2 separate regions of the Homo sapiens genome follow, and region 1 is linked to region 2. The links are chromatin contacts, found by Hi-C or POLR2A ChIA-PET in ENCODE. All regions are on one chromosome and are shown on one strand. The core of a region is the stretch at or near the end of the contact, and the rest is flanking DNA. Distances in the headings are between cores, read along the strand shown. Region 1 has its middle 55 kb from the start of GMNC. Region 2 has its middle 75 kb from the start of LINC02013.

Region 1 (2,700 bases), core at 41-2,540, 34 kb after region 2:
AGGGTCACTGCTTTTTAGCCTGTGATATTCCGCAACATCATTCTCCCATCTCTTCATGGACAGTTTTGCTATATAGTTTTGGGTATTTAAAACAGAAAGAAATATTTCAAGTTGATTGGATTCTAATGAAGTTAACATTATTTCAGTGATTACTATCAGCCAGAAGCCACAATATAGGAGCTTTTACATTATTGTTACCCAGGCTGAAGTGCAGTGGCACCATCTCAGCTCACCGCAACCTCCACCTCCTGGGTTAAAGTGATTCTCTTCCTCAGCCTCCTGAGTAGCTGGGATTACAGGCGTGTGCCACCACGCCCAGTTAATGTGTATATTTTTAGTAGAGACGGGGTTTCATCATGTGGGCCAGGCTGGTCTCAAATGCCTCAACTCCATGACCTGCCTGCCTCAGCCTCCCAAATTGCTGGGATTACAGGCATGAGCCACTATGCCCGGCTAATTTCTGTATTTTTAGTAGAAATGGGGTTTCACCATATTGGCCAGGCTGGTCTCAAACTCCTGACCTCAGATGATCCACCTGCCTTGGCTTCCGAAAGTTCTGGGATTACAGGCATGAGCCACCATGACCATCCTTTTACATTTATTTATTGAACACTTGTAATAACTCAAAAGATATTATTTTCACAATTTTATGATAACTTAATGACTGCAAACATGTTCATGATGTAATGTTGAGTAAAACAGTAGGAGATATTATGTATGATATGTTTCCAATTATGGAAAACAGTGATTCATCACACCTACTCATCTGTGTGTCCACACTACACACACATACACAATCACCACACACAGAAAAATTGTCAAAATTGTACACACTAAAATGACCATTGTGGCTATCTCTAGTGTCCGAATTATGAAGACCTTTTAATTTCTTTCTTGGATTCTTCTGATTTTCTGCATCATCTACAATGACAAGAATTATTTTCATAATTAGAAAACAGCTACTAGGTTAATGTTTATATAACTATTTAGAAAAATATATACTCAAGATGACAGAGAAAGTAACTAGCAGAATTCAGCAATGTTTCTTAATGTAATAGAGTTGAAGGGAGGGAGTTCACTCTTACCTAAAGCCCAGAATTTTGAGTTGTTTTTTTGTCCCATTATTTTTTTTCTAGGCAAGTTTCACTGCCATTGCTAGAGAGCAGGAGAAAGAATGGCCCATTTGTTTAGTGATGACAAATAGCAGCTTTGGTCCTTACCTGGGAGGCTGTGTCAACCTGGGCCTGCCTTTTGTGTATGCCTATGGGCAGCAAGTAGGGATTCAGTGTGGTAGCTGGAACCTGGCTGGGCTCCAATTTGGCGTGTGTCTATCATTGTTTGGGGAACACTTTGTGCCTGCTGAGGCGCACTCCTCTCTCAGTGACTAGAGCTAAAAAAAACAAAAGCTCCTGGTGCCAAGGCTACCGGCCTTATCTATAAATCACTTATTCTTTCTTCCTGTCTCTTCAAGGGTAGTTTGACCTTAGCTCAGTGCCTGTATAGGCACAACTCATCAATTTTTCACTGACAAGTTAAAAGACCAAGTGCAAATGGCTTCTCTGATTCCTGAAACAGTGTCAGTCTTACATATGAGTACCTTTTTTGACCTATTGGTGACTAGTACCTCCAAGAATATGTGTGTGTGCATGTACATGCTTGTGTGTGTTTACCACTCTGTACACATTACCATTAATCTAAATGTATATAAGAATTCATTTTACTTTTTGTTTTTTTAAGAAATCAGAGTTTCAACAATAGCCAATTCATTCCTGTCTATATCTCCGAATACCAGGATGAAATTTTGAAACAAAGAGAAAGAAAGATAATAGGGCTTTTGTTTCTAATTTTGATTTTTAGTGGAGAAAGTCATTAGTGATTACATAGCTTTACTTATACACTTATAGAGGTAAAAATGAAGACCAGAGAACAAAAGAAGCACTCGAGGTCATAGAGCTAACTCACTGCAGAATACACTAACGTCTTAATCTCTTAGACTCTTTACACCAAATTTTTCAGGGATGGTTATCTTGGTATCATGAAGCACTTGCAAAATGTAATTATATAATCCATCATTATTATTATAATAACTTCCTTAGGAAAAATGACTGGAACCATTAACAGAGATTATCTTGTGGAATAAGATTGCAGGTGATTTTATTACTTTTGCTGTTATCCGAATTTTCTAAAATTTCTATATAAATACTTGTTACCTTAGTGATAATATACATTTTGGCATTTATATTAGCCCTCATTTTCTGAGTGTTCTGCTAGGCGCTTCACATGGATCAGTTTTGTTACTTAATTTTTATAAGCCATCTCAATAATAGGTTCTTGTAAACGTGTATTGAACATAACAGAATCCAAAGGTAACACGACCAAAAGGTTACTCTAAAAACGTACCCTTTCTACTCCTACAATTCTTCTTGAGATGCCTGCTTGACTTCAAGGGCAATGTTCTCCTAGTAACAACAGGTGATTCCAGAGAGGGCTCAAATTTTAATGCTTTTCTAAGAAGCCACATTAAAGTATGAAGAGGAAAGTTTCTATTCTAAATGGGTCTACATTGCTCTCAGGTCACTGACCAGGAACATTTACCCCACAGAGTCAGCAGAGAGGCAGCTGTTCTGGTTGTTTTTTAAATCTGTACAAATAAACAAAGACTTAAAGTGATCAATTATATTTGTACCCATTAAATACTAA
Region 2 (2,752 bases), core at 135-2,634:
ATATTTCTGTAGTTACAGTTATTCTTCATACTTTTTGTATTTTAACTTTATCACTATTATAGTATTCTGTTCTGTCTATATATTTGTCTTTACTAGTGAGGTTTATATTTTCATGTTACTGCTTGGCAACCTTTCATTTCAACTCGAGGAGCTTCCTTTAACATTTCTTGTGAGACAATTCTAGTGGCGATGTACTCCCTCAGTTTTGGTTCTCTGGCAATATTTTTATCTTTCTTTCATTTTGGAAGGAAAGTTTTGCCAGGTTCAATATTATCGGTTGGCAGGTCCTGCCCACCCCTAGGACTTTAAATATATCATTTTACTTTCTTATGACCTACATGATATCTGCTGAAGAATTTGCTAATAGGGTTATAGATGTTCCCTTGTATGTGATGAGTCATTTTCTTCTTCTTATTTTTCTCTTTGACTTTGGCTATTGGCATTTGAATATACTATACCTTGGGGTAGAGTTCTTTGGGTTCATTCTATTTGTGTCCTTTTGAACTCTGGGATTTTCATGCCCATTTCCCTCCCTAGATTTGGGAAGTTTTTGACCATTACTTCTTTTTAAAAAATTGCTGCTCCTTACTCATTCTCTTCTCCTTCTGATTCTTCCAAAATGTGTATATTGGTTCACTTGATGATATCCTCTAAGTTCCTTAAACTTTCTGCATTCTCTGTTTTCTTTTTCTTCTGCTGACTAGATAATGTCAAGGCACCTGGTGTGAAGCTCACTAATTCTTTTGCTCGATCATTTCTGCCCTTGAATCCCTCTATTGAATTTTTTCATTTCTGATATTTATTCCTCAGCTCCCTAATTTCTGTTTGGTTCTTATTTATCTTTTCTTTTTGTTAATATTCTTCTTCTGTTTATGTATTATCTTCCCAGTTTCATTTAGTTGTCTATGTTCTTCTGTAACTCACTGAGCTACTTTAAGGTTATTATTTTTAATTCTTTGACAGGCAATTCATGGGGCTTCACTTCTTTAGGGTCAGCTAGTGAAGATTTATTTTGTTCTTTGCTTATGTCATGTTTCTGTTTCTTTCTATTCCCTGTAGCTTTGCTTTGGTGTCTGTGCATTTGCATAAGCAGCCACCTTTCCCAGTCTTAACAAAGTGTTTTCAATAGTGAAAACCTTCACCAATAAGCCTGGGTAGAGATTCTGAGGGTCTCTCAAACAGCAAGCTATGCACCCCTATTCCATTTTTCTTAGCAAGCCTCACCAAATGGTGTCAATTCTGTCAGTGGTCCGTGTGGGTTGAGTCAAAAGCTGGCCCCTCAGGCAACACACGGAGAGGCCAGGGCATTGGAGGTAAGCTTTACTCTTCTCCCTTCGGCCTTGGTAAGGCCTCAGTTTCTGCCCTTTTTCTCAATCTTGCAGAGCTGTGCCAGCTCTGAACTATGCCAGTTTCACAGGTGTTCGTGAGGCAAGACAGAAACCAGCCTCTCAGGCAGTGCACAAAAAGGTCAGAGATATTTCATGGGCACGCCGATCTCTCTTTCCCCTGAGAGAGAAATTGCAGACTGAGACAATCTCCCTCAGCACTGAACTGTGCCAGTTCGGGGAAAGGTTAACACGGGTAAAGTGAAATTGTTCTTACTCATTTCAATGTGATTGTTCTCAGTTTTGTGCTTGGTTAGAGTACTACAATCTCTTAATTTGATTTTAGACTTCTTGTAACTGTACTTTGATCTGCATATCATTGTTACATCAATATTTCTGTGGAGAATGAAGACTAGGACTTCCTATTCTGCCTTCTAACTGGTGTCATTTAATCATCAATTTTTTAATGGACTCTTTTCCCCTTCTGGAAATTACGTAACCCTAAGTAATATGAACATATGGAGAGGTCTTAAGTCTTGGGTTACTTTTGTTAGTATTAGTGCATTATTTGGTTTATTAGACATTGTGTTCTTGGTGGAGTGTGACAATGACCTTCATGGTTTGCATTTATATAACATACAGGGGTCCTCAACTGTCCTCCAGTGCTGTAGTCCTTTGACCATAGCTTCTAAAGGAACACATGATTATTTTCTATCAAGCTGTTAAGAAAAGAACACCTAACCAGTTTCTGGGGTTACTCTGCTCTTGTACAGTCCCCAGGCCTTCCATGTAGATAATTCAACCTAATTTATTCAAAGGCCTAACCCTCCAAAAGACTGACTGTGCATGGTGAGAATAGATTTAGATCAGCTCCACCTTCAGCTTGGAGACAAGAAGTGCAAAATAACTACCAGTTATTTCTAGTGAGGAAAATAGCCTGGAGCTAGATAATCCAAGGCCTACTTAATCTCTGTTCCTGGAGGGAAGAGGATAGAAGAAATGAGAAATGTTTTAGTTTTTCTTTGTTGAGATAATATTAGTTAAATAATAAATAAATAGCAAACTTTTCAAGTGATACTGCATGATACTATGTTAGAAACTTGTGTTGAAGCAATACTTCAGAAAGTTTTATATACCAAGTTAAAAAAAACAAAGTGTTTATCTCCGTAGGCAATCAAAGCATAATCAGTTTTTCTGAGCAAGGAACTCATATAACTAGATTTGCATTTTTTATTTAAAACATTGGCACCAACGTCAACCATGGTTTAGAAGGGTAGCCGACTGAAGTCAGGTGTTTATGAAAGGGTTTGCAAATGACAATGGAGAAAGTAGTTTTAAGGAAAATGGGGGCTTTTTCCTGGGTGATTGAAATAATATTTATAATATTAACTGAGCTAAGAAATGCTGTACAAGCTAGGAGTCATTAG

What was found. Hi-C counts contacts between places; a loop is a spot of excess contacts on that map. ChIA-PET counts read pairs that join two places held with the same protein, here RNA polymerase II (POLR2A). Pooled maps may share reads with other maps.
Region 1: a loop to region 2 is called in a map of heart left ventricle, with 11 times the contacts of the local background. The contact joins two enhancer-like sites. A Hi-C loop is called at or near these places in 8 of 168 maps with a recorded cell type or tissue (Right ventricle myocardium inferior, cardiac septum, heart left ventricle and 2 more) and 6 of 50 pooled maps. POLR2A ChIA-PET finds 5 or more read pairs at or near these places in 1 of 52 experiments (OCI-LY7).

What each region holds. Positions count from the first base shown.
Region 1 is chr3:190,806,566-190,809,265 of GRCh38, forward strand. No RefSeq gene overlaps it. Among named protein-coding and RNA genes, the nearest start is that of GMNC, 55 kb to the right of the region's middle. Within about 2 kb of position 1,291, at least 5 of the 41 ENCODE cell types and tissues checked have a DNase peak (open chromatin) inside an H3K27ac peak, as active enhancers do.
Region 2 is chr3:190,772,672-190,775,423 of GRCh38, forward strand. No RefSeq gene overlaps it. Among named protein-coding and RNA genes, the nearest start is that of LINC02013, 75 kb to the left of the region's middle. Within about 2 kb of position 1,385, at least 2 of the 41 ENCODE cell types and tissues checked have a DNase peak (open chromatin) inside an H3K27ac peak, as active enhancers do.